Linked DNA regions of Homo sapiens: regions 2 and 3 are each linked to region 1. Evidence: chromatin contacts called from ENCODE Hi-C or POLR2A ChIA-PET data. All regions are on one chromosome and are shown on one strand. Each heading gives the region's core, a stretch centred on a gene start or an enhancer-like site at or near the end of the contact. The rest is flanking DNA. Distances are from core to core; before and after follow the strand shown. Region 1 overlaps B4GALT6 (beta-1,4-galactosyltransferase 6). Region 2 holds the start of DSG2-AS1 (DSG2 antisense RNA 1). Region 3 has its middle 24 kb from the start of SLC25A52.

Region 1 (3,522 bases), core at 478-2,977:
GTAATAGTTAAGGGAAAAAAATTAGATCTATATGTAACAACATGGGTAGTTCTCAAAAAAGTATGTAAAAAAGCAAGTTACAAGAATGAAATGTACTTTATAGACCAATTTACATAATTTCTCCTTTGAAACAATATCTATTTTCTATACAGACATCTATCTATGTAGAAAACAATTTTCATAACCGGAAAGAATACTCAGCAAACTCTCAGTAGAGGTGAGGTTACTTCTGAGGAAGGAATGGGGAGCCAGCACTGGGGATGGTGGTCAAAAAGGACTGGCTTAATCAGGAACATTATAACATATTCAAAAGGAGACTACACATTAATTGCTCTCTTAAGCACTGTTTTAAAAGAACTTGGACATAGGTAAGCCGAAGTATTAGTTTTTAAAACTGGTTGGGAACAATATGGGTATTTGTCATTTTCCCCCTTTGTATTTTTCTTCAGCTTTTCAATCATCCCCCTTCAAAATGCGCTTTGCCAAAAAATAAATAAATAAATAAAAGTTCAAATAACATGCTGCATAATATAAACATTTGCACCCAGGTGCACATGACCTGCTCCTGCTGCACTCAAATCATGTGGTTTTTATGACTGTATTGTAACACAAGTAAACAGTTAAGTCAAAATTAGATGACGACTTACGCATATAAGGCAGCTTTTCTGGACAGGGGAGGTATGGTGAGTATGTGAAGTTTTCCGGGAGATACGTTGTTGTTTGAACAAGATAATCACTTGAATTATTGCCTTCGGGATAATCTTGGAAAGAGAGAAAAGAGTTACAAAAAAAAAAAAAAGGCCTTTTGCTTTCTCCCTGGAATGAAATACGTCACTATCACTGGGAGAAAACTACAATATACAATCTACAGAAGTACTTAAAATCAATTATCTTTAAGGAACTAGAGAACAGCAAACTGCTGCGGGGAACAGACCTCTCAGCATGATTTCCCAAGAGACATCTAGAGAGCAGCACACCCTTATCCTTGCACACAGACATGGCAGTCCCACTTGCAACCATGTGAGAACACCTGCTCCCGTCCCTCCCCTGGCTGAGCCCGATCTACAGGGAGTGTGAAAGTACACCAGGGAATCCCCTCCACTATGGCACAGCCAGGGGTGTTCCAAACCGCTGCGTGCTGCTACTAGCATCCACAGAGCAGAGGGGTGGGAGTAATGTTTTCTTACCACCTCACACTGTAGAAACTGAGATTTACCCACTCAACTTACTTTTGTAATACAGCTCATTCTAAACCTTTAAGTTAGTCATTCCCAGCCTGTGGGCTGCAGCCCCGGGGGAGCCCTGGAGCTATTATTACATTAGGTCCATTATCTTTAGAGTCAGCAAATTAAACTGCATACAGGGCACCAAAGTCAAATGCCTGAGTTCAAATCCTTGCTCCAACACACTGTAGCTGTGTGATACAGGGCAGGACACGATGTAGCTTGCCATCTATGCCTACTTCATACTGTCATTTTTAAACTTCAATAAGACAAAATGTGTAAGGTGCTGAGAACAATCCCTGGCCCATAGAAATAGCTAATAACTGTAGCTATGAGCGATTAGAGATGAGCACCTGACCCACGAGACAGTCACAGGCTCAGGATTTTTGAATGTGGAACCAGAGAGATCACATTTCAGTCCCTTTCTGGAGCAAAGTTCTGAGACGCAAATCTAGAAACCATGACACACAGGTTTCCTGCTATGTAGGGAAGCTGGCCTAAGAGAATGACATCAACATGCAATGAGTGAAATGAGAGACGGAAACAGCTCATTAAACTACCGTCTGTCTCCTGGATCACAAACAATGTACTACAGAAAGTGAAACTCTAGCAGACACTTTAGGAAAATGTGAAGATATTCTTTGAATGTTGAGTAATCTGCTCCAATGAGAGACAATGTAGAAGCTAAACCCTCTGACCATAGGGAAATGAGAGAATCCTGCGAATTAGATAGGAAGTATGTGAGAGGAGCCAAAGAAAACTAAGCACCTCCATTGCACACCTTTACCTAACATCAATATTCAGTCATTGTCACAATGGAGTTGGTGGGGATGCTGCCTAGGAGTCAGGACAGTACTTCAGGGCAGAGACTCACGCCACCTGCAAGACTGCTGAATGAAAGAGGCCCTGCCACGGCTGCTAAGCAGAGGGTGTTGGGACGGGCAAAGGTTCCAGGCTGGGTATCAAGGAGGAAACAGAAGCCACAAGAGAAGGTCCAATTCCAAAGAAGTGCTTGGAAACCCCAGTTACAAATTTCACAGGGCATCAGTAAGGTGTTAAGGTAAATGCATTCCCAGAAAACCCCAACATAGTAGAGATCAATGATGGTACAACTGCTAAGGCCTATCCTACCAGGAAGTGGGAAAGCCCCAATGAGACAATCCTCCCCACTCTCCCTGGGCGAGTGCTGGAAAGTGTCTGACAAGGAAAATCTTCCAAATAACAAGGGGAGGAGAAATTCAGTGAACATTAATTGTTTTGTATGCCCAGTGACACCCCAAGACCACAGACACTACACTGGTAGCCCATGCTCAATGTATTCCCCATATGTCTAAAAGATTTAAAGATACCAAGCAAAAGCAAGTGTAAGGAAGTCCAATAAAGTTCTGATTCTTTTCCTTTTTTTTTTTTTTTTTTTTTGAGACAGGATCTTGCTGTGTCACATAGGCTGGAGTGCAGTGGCATGATAATAGCTCACTGCAGCATTGACTTCCTGGGCTCAAGTGATCCTCCTAGCTCAGCCTCCCAACTATTAATAGCTGGAACTACAATCATGCACCACCACACCCAGCTAATTTTGTATTTTTTGTAGAGACAGGGTCTTGCCAGGCTGGTCTCCAACTCCTCGGCTCAAGCAATCCTCCCACCTCAACCTCCCAAAGTGCTGGGATTACAGGCGTGAGCCACCATGCCTGGCCTGATTCTTTAAATATATATATCTACATATATACCAAAATTCTTGTTTTTTTCTTTTTGTTTTTGTTTTTAAAAAAAGGGCTTCTCTCTCTATGGGGACTCCTACCTTGCTAGTGGTAGCAGCAAGTGCAATAAGCATGAATTGGGTTTCTGTCACTCCCACCAAAACTGCTTAAGATTACTATTGTTATGAGTTTTGTGACAGTGTCTAGTCAAGTTCATTGATTTACACCTTAGAGTTACTTATTTATCTTCAATATTCCTGGAAAGGAAGATAAGGCATTCTTATTTGAGGGAGACAGTAACAGTAAGAAAAGAAAAAAAAAAGAATTCTTAAAAATAAGTTTGCCAAAATTTAAAAAATCAAATCAAAGCATTGTAGTAAAGTCAGAGCAATCTCCCAGAAAGATAGAAAGGAAAGAAAAAGAATTGAAAAACGAGAGAGAAATAATACATAATAGGAGTTCCAAAAAGAAAGGAAAATAATAGGAAGACAAATTATCAAAGAAATAATATAAAAATATTTTGGAGAAATGAAGGGTAAGATATTCCATACTGATAGGACTGCTCCCAGCAAGAGAAGAAAAACAAAGCTCCAAGATGC
Region 2 (3,522 bases), core at 705-3,204, 100 kb before region 1:
AACATTAATCAGGCTGCACTTTGGCCCACTTCGTTGTTGCTAAAAGTCAGGTAGCACCAGGTACTGACCATTTGCATTTCCATTGTTCCTATAGATAGGATCTCTGAAGTTAGGGTCATAAAGCTGTTGAAGAATTGATTTGCATCCCGCATTGTTCCCCTGTGTACTGTCAGTGGGTATTGAGATAAATGAAGGCAGGAATGGGCCTTTTTGATGTTTGTCACCTCATACTTACTCCAGTATCAACCAACAAAAGAAATAGCTGGTGACTGAATGAACAGAGGGCCAGTCATAGGAAGAATGGTGAACTGTGGTGGGAGGAATTTACCTGTCTCAGAGGGTAAGGGTTTTTGGTACATTTAAGCAGGACAATTGCAAAAATCCAAACAAAATTTTCAGACTGGTTTTCTAAACCTGCACATGATTCATTTAACTGACAACATTTAATCTGCTGCATCCCAAGCCCAAGTTAGTTCTCATTGTTAAGTCTGAATTGATGGATTCTCAATGGGTTTGAGGGATTCTGAGGAAAACTACAGAGGTTTCAGTGCAGGACACGATCTATTTGCAATGGTTCAAAATCTCTTTCAGTTCCTATATTCTGGTTACTTGGATTGTTGGAGATTTTACTCACTGTATTAAAGATCTGTTTTATTCTTCTTTCTTTTTACCCGAGGCTATACATTAAGACGTACCCTATATGTTCCCCTGCCCCTCGTCTACAGCTTTCAGCTTCTTCTAGCAGGAAGTTTGGTTTTGCAACCCCTCTTGAGTTGGACCCTTCTAAAGTAATCTTGAGTTTCTCATTCCAGCCTCTCCAAGGACCACATCTATTGTTTCCCTAGTTTACATGGGTTCTTTTTCAAAGAAAAACACTGGATTGGGATACTTCAATGAAAGAAGTTGGAAAACGCACAAAATACAAGCATCTTAAATGCTTCTAGATATACCCCAACTAGATGTACCAGGTTGAATTGGCTTAGCAGTAAACTATATGTATGCTCACCTAGTAATAATCCATGTGTTTCTACACTTAAGAGATCCTCTGGACTACAGAAATAAGATGGAACAGAAGCACTGTGGCATAACTATGAGTGTTATATGCTTTATGGCCACAAGATGGCACTATGCACGCAGTAAAAGAGGCAAAGTCAATCTATCAAAGCTAGGAAGAAAAAAAAAAATCAAGCAATTTAATAAGTTCGTGAGCAACACAAACTTGCAAAGGCCAATTCCTTCCTTCACTAATTGTGACCCTCTCAGATAAAGTGTGATACGCTTCAGAGTTGCCTGAGAAACGAGACCTGGATTACGGAAGTCTAATAAAACCCATACCACTCTTTGATGGTGAAATACAAAATGTCTTTCTGAAGGTCAGTCATGAGCCTTTGGTTCTATCAAAAATGCTGCACTTTGGAGGAAATGACGCTGGCCAATGGATTTACGAATAACACACTCAGCCTGCTGTGGGCTATCTTAAAGAATAGATGTTGACTTTTTCTGAAATATTAGATTCAACTAAGCATATGTTGAATTCTCACTATGTGCAGAGCCCTATTTAGTGGCTTTAAAATTACTCAAAGATGAGTAAGGCCCAGACCTTGCCCTCCAGAGGCTCACAATATAGTGGAGGAAGTAGTTACAAACAGCTTATTCTGAAAACCAAGACACTGTAAAAAACAACATATCAAAGATAGAAAGAAAATGCCAAGGCTGATTGGAGAGATTAATTCTTCTTTTGATTAATTTCTCTTTGTCATTCCCAATTCCTCCAAGTTGAAGGGGAAAGGGAATGTCTAGGAGCTCTTCTTAGACAGGTGGGCTTTCGATGAAAATTGGAAGTTAATATAGTTAGGATACGGTCCCCTCCAAATCTTAGTTGAAATGTGACCTCCAATGATGGAAGTGGAGTCTGGTGGGAGGTATTGGATGATGGGAACCGATCCCGCAGGAACGGATTCGTGCCATCCCCTTGGTGATGAGCCAGTTCTCGCTCAGGTCGTTCACGCGAGATCTGGTTGTTTTTTAAAAGCGTAGCCCCTCTCTCCCCTCTCTCTTGATCCTGGTCTCACCATGTGATACACCCACTTCGCCTTCCGCCAATAATTGGAAGCTTCCTGAGGCCCTCACCAGAAGCAGATGCCAGCACCACACCTCTGGTTCACCTGCAGAACCGTGAGCCAGTTAAACCTCTTTTCTTTATAAACTACCAGCCTCAGGCCAGGTGTAGTGGCTCACACCTGTAATGCCAGCACTTTGGGAGGCTGAGGCAGTCAGATCACCTGAGGTCAGGAGTTCAAGACCAGCCTGACCAACATGGCGAAACCCGTCTCTACTAAAAATACAAAAATTAGCCGGGCGTGGTGGCGGGCGTCTGTAATCCCAGCTACTCAGGAGGCTGAGGCAGGAGAATCGCTTGAACCTGGGAGGCAGCGGTTGCAGTGAGCCAAGCGCGCCACTGCACTCCAGCCTGGGCGACAGAGTGAGACTCCGTCTCAATAAATAAATAAATAAATAACCAGCCTCAGGTATTTCTTTATAGTAATGCAAAAATGAACTAATCCAGAGAGTAAGTAAACAGGAGGAAGGACCACCTAGATCAGAAGCTTACCTCACACAGGTGAGGGTGGCTAGCGGGTAAGGGATTAGAGGCGGTGAGCACAGCAGAAGGTGTGGGTGAAGAGGCAGGTACAGGCCACCCTGTGGAGGACTTGGAACAGCAGCTAAGGCTGTGGGACCAGACTCTTTATGCAGTAAAGAGCCACAGACAATTGTGAGCAAGACACCTTATAACCAGGTTTTAGAAAGAATCCTCAGCTGGAAGGAGGAGATTCTGCAGGAAGAGGGTGGGGGAAAGTTGAAGTTAACTCCAACCAAAGTCAACCTTAAATATTAACCTTTTTTTCTTCTGACTTTCATTGACTTTTCCGTGCATTTTCAGTGCCCTTTTCTTGCTGTAAAGTAAATTTTAAATATTATGTCAATAGGTCACAGAGGCAACAGACAGGCAAGGTATGGTTATGAGAAAAACATTTCCCTAAACAAAATTAGAAGACAGCATTTGATGAAAGATTTTTTTCCTAACTTGTGAGTTTGTTTACATAAAAACACTTACAAAATTAGTCAATCAAAATAACATGGAGTCATTTACTTAAAGAATTCCTTACGTTTAAAAATAAAGTACTTGAATATGGAATCAACCTAAGTGTCCATCAACTTAAGTGTCCAATTTAATCCATCAACTGGATTAAAAAACTGTGGTACATATATACCACGGGATAATACTCAGCCATAAAAAAGAATGAAATCATGTCTTCTGCAGCAACATGGATGGAATTGGAGGCCATTAACCTAAGTGAAATAACTCAAAAACAGAAAGTCATTTGAGACCAGCCTTACCAACATGGAGAAGCCCCATCTCTACTAAAAATATAAAATTAGCCGGGTGTGGTGGTGCATGCCTGTAATCCCAGCTACTCGGGAGGCTGAGGCAGGAGAATCGCTTGAACCTGGGAGGCGGAG
Region 3 (3,522 bases), core at 404-2,903, 78 kb after region 1:
CCATTCAGCCTTAAAAAAGAAGGAATTCCTGGCTGGGTGCGGTGGCTCACGTCTGTAATCCCAGCACTTTGGGAGGCCGAGGTGGGCGGATCATGAGGTCAGGAGACAGAGACCACCGGGTGAAACCCTATCTCTACTAAAAATACCAAAAATTAGCTGGGCGTGGTGGCAGGCGCCTGTAGTCCCAGCTACTTAGGAGGCTGAGGCAGGAGAATGGCATGAACCCAGGAGGCAGAGCTTGCAGTCAGCGGAGATCATGCCACTGCACTCCAGCCGGGGCGACAGAGCGAGACTCCGTCTCAAAAAAAAAAAAAAAAAAAAAAAAAAGGCAAAAAGAAGGAATTCCTGTTATTTGCAGCAACACGGATGAACCTGGAGGACATTATGCTGAGTCAAATAGGCCAGGCACAGAAAGACAAATACTGCATAATTTAACTTATATGTAGAATATAAGAAAGTTGAAATCATAGAAGTGGAGAGTAGAATGTTGGTGGCCAGATGCTGGGGCAGAGTGGGGCTGGGATGGGAATGAGGAAATGTTGGTCAAAGAGTACGAATTTTCAGTTAGACAGAGGGATGAAGTTCTGGGGATCTCTTGTACAGCATGGTGACTATAGTTAATAATAATGTATTGTCTACTTGAAAATTGCTAAGAGAATAGATTTTATAATGTTCTCACCACAAACTAAGTATGTGAAGTGATAGATATGTTAATTAGCTTGGTTTAATGGTGTCACAGTGTATACATATATCAAAATATCACATTGTATACCTTGAATATATATAACTTTATTTGTCAACTATATCTTAATGAAGCTGGGGAAAAAATCAATAAAAAGTAAACACACACACACAGGACAACTGAAGATCACTTTTTATTTTGTAGAGACAGAGTCTGGTTGTGTTGCCCAGGTTGGTTTCAATCTCCTGGCCTAAGTGATCTTCCTGCCTTGGCCTCCCAGAGTGCTGAGATTACAGGTGTGTGCCACCATGCCCAGCGGAATATCACTTTTACTTAGGAATATAGGTCAGAAATATTTTTTTAACCAGCAAATCAAATCAAACAATATATTAAATAATCAATTTAACAAAATAGGATTTAATTTAGGAATTCAAGAATAGTTCGAGCACTGGAAGAACATGATTTAATATTTTAAGAAATGGAAAGAGAATAAAAACATGATCATAATAACTGAAGCTACAAATTCAACCAGACACTTTTGCATTCTTTAAAACTCATTTAAGATAAAGAGAAGCTTCCAAACATGTTGAAGTTTATTTCCTACAAATCAATCATAAACATTTCAAATAAACACAAATTATTTTCATTAAAATAGAAAAAAGAAGAATGCTGTCTACTACCCCTAATGGTCAACAGTCATTGCAGGGAGTATAACAGATAATGTGGTAAAGTAAGAGAAATAAATATGTAGTTTAACTATGGGGAAAAGCCTGTTTGATATCCTTTTCTATTTTGATTATAAATGTGCTTAGGTTCTTCAAAAGACGTGATCTGAGAGTAGCACATATTAAGGTCATGTCTTATTACTACAGGCTGTTCCAGAAAGGCCATGGGGCTTTCTCTGTTTATGGGAACAGCTGAATATGATCAAAACTGGATGGGCCAAGTGCATAGGGCCTGTGCTGCCAAGACATGCCTTCAAAAATAGGAAGTGAAAATCCAGTCCCATGCTTACGTATCAAATATAGCATTGGCCCTCAAGTTCAAACTGCTAGAGTATACTCAAATTGCTTCATTCAGCTAATTTTGGGAGTATACTAATGACCAAAGGACACTTTACTATAAAGTGACATTTGTTAATAGAGTTCCAGACTCCAAAATGCAGTTTCCAGGATACTTGTTAACAGAACATAGGGTAACCTAATAATTCTACCACTTAGTCACAAACCTATTTAATCCAACATTTTTTCGAATTCATTTACTTAAGAAATTAGATCATTCATTACAATTAATTTGGCAAGCAAAGACAGCCAGCTGCTCAAGTGAGATCCCAAATTTTCTAACAAATTGAATAAACACTAATTTGTTTATTTGTTGATATGATTATGGAATTAGCAAAATGGCCTATTCCTCAGCATGAAAAATTCAGGTCCAAATTGTTTCATTGAGGCTTATTTCTGTTACAAGTTAAATGAAAAAGAGAATCTATTATTCACAAATTTTTTAAAAAAATCATTATTAAAAATAAAGACCATCTGAGCATAGTTTGAAACTTCTAACTGCAGGTTTTCACCTCCATGTGGTCTTCACTTTTTCTCTAACGTGGAGCCCACAGCATACTTTAAATGGCACTCATCCTTCTGAGACCTCTAGTCTCAAAGTGCCTTCCCCATATTATAAGAGTATTATTTATTTATTTATTTATTTTATTTAAAGAGACAGAGTCTTGCTCTGTTGCCCAGGCTGGAGTATAGTAGTGCAATCATAGCTCACTGCAGCCTCAAACACCAGGGCTCAAGTGATCCTCCTGCCTCAGCTTCCCGAGTAGCTAAGACTATAGGCATGCACCACCATGCTCAGCTAAGTATTTTATTTTTTGTAGAGATGGGGTCTTCCTATGTTGCCCAGGCTGGTCTCAAATTCCTAGGCTCAAGAGATCCTCCCACCTAGGCCTCCCAAAGCGCTGGGATTACAGGCATGAGCCACCACACCCAGCCAGAATCTTATTTTTATTTATGTATTTATTAATTTATTTTGAGACAGAGTTTCACTCTGTTGCCCAGGCTGGAGTGCAGTGGCGCAATCTCAGCTCACTGCAACCTCTGCCTCCCGGGTTCAAGTGATTCTCCTTCCTCAGCCTCCCAAGTAGCTGGGATTATAGGCACACACCACCATACCTGGCTAATTTTTGCATTTTTAGTGGAGATGGGGTTTCACCATGTTGTCCAGGCTGGTCTCAAACTCCTGGCCTCAGATGATCCACTGCCTCGGCCTCCCAAAGTGCTGGGATTACAGACGTGAGCCACCTCACCCAGCCTCTATTTTTAATAGGATAAATTTTCATGAAGACCTTATACTGTATACCCTTTATACACATTTCCACTATTTGCTATAGCTTTTCATAATTTCAGGAAAATGCTAAATAAGTTAAGCTTTATTGTTTCTTATCATTTACATTTAAAGCACATTAATTTACAGAAATGATACATTTTGCTCCAAAAAATATTTTTTGTGCATCTGAGGAAAGGGAAATGCTTATTTTTATAAAGAGAAGGCACAGTACTGAAGAATATTTCAAACTTCTTTTCAATGCTTCTAACTCCCTGCTTTCCTTGAGACAAAGACAGACTTACCTGTTTGGAGATAGAGGGGGCAAATAATGGGTTCATGTTTGGTTCTCTCTCACTCTTGCTGCAGACTCATTTCTCTTCTAGCTCACTGCCAAGCCATGAACAGTGAGCTACACAGTGAGTGTACCAGGGAAGGGCCTAGGGCTGCTGCCAGGAGCTCAAAGCACTGTGCAGTGGGTAGGTCTTGAGGCAAGCTAGGATTTTCCATAT

The links. Hi-C counts contacts between places; a loop is a spot of excess contacts on that map. ChIA-PET counts read pairs that join two places held with the same protein, here RNA polymerase II (POLR2A). Pooled maps may share reads with other maps.
Region 2: a loop to region 1 is called in a map of naive thymus-derived CD4-positive, alpha-beta T cell, with 10 times the contacts of the local background. The contact joins the promoter of DSG2-AS1 here to the enhancer-like site in region 1. A Hi-C loop is called at or near these places in 2 of 168 maps with a recorded cell type or tissue (Caco-2 and naive thymus-derived CD4-positive, alpha-beta T cell), 4 of 37 single-sample maps with no recorded cell type and 9 of 50 pooled maps. POLR2A ChIA-PET finds 5 or more read pairs at or near these places in 2 of 52 experiments (CD4-positive, alpha-beta T cell and activated CD4-positive, alpha-beta T cell).
Region 3: a pooled map shows a loop between it and region 1 (2.5-fold over the local background). The contact joins two enhancer-like sites. A Hi-C loop is called at or near these places in 1 of 168 maps with a recorded cell type or tissue (PC-3), 6 of 37 single-sample maps with no recorded cell type and 7 of 50 pooled maps. POLR2A ChIA-PET finds 5 or more read pairs at or near these places in 2 of 52 experiments (GM12878 and Panc1).

The regions. Positions count from the first base shown.
Region 1 is chr18:31,657,329-31,660,850 of GRCh38, forward strand. It overlaps B4GALT6 (beta-1,4-galactosyltransferase 6), which reads right to left. Exons shown (of 9, transcript NM_004775.5): 3 at 648-761. Among named protein-coding and RNA genes, the nearest start is that of B4GALT6, 25 kb to the right of the region's middle. RefSeq lists enhancers at 1,416-1,545, 2,046-2,205. Within about 2 kb of position 1,728, at least 8 of the 41 ENCODE cell types and tissues checked have a DNase peak (open chromatin) inside an H3K27ac peak, as active enhancers do.
Region 2 is chr18:31,554,957-31,558,478 of GRCh38, forward strand. DSG2-AS1 (DSG2 antisense RNA 1) reads right to left here and starts at 1,955. Exons shown (of 6, transcript NR_045216.1): 1 at 1,007-1,955.
Region 3 is chr18:31,735,183-31,738,704 of GRCh38, forward strand. No RefSeq gene overlaps it. Among named protein-coding and RNA genes, the nearest start is that of SLC25A52, 24 kb to the right of the region's middle. RefSeq lists an enhancer at 3,076-3,522. Within about 2 kb of position 1,654, at least 2 of the 41 ENCODE cell types and tissues checked have a DNase peak (open chromatin) inside an H3K27ac peak, as active enhancers do.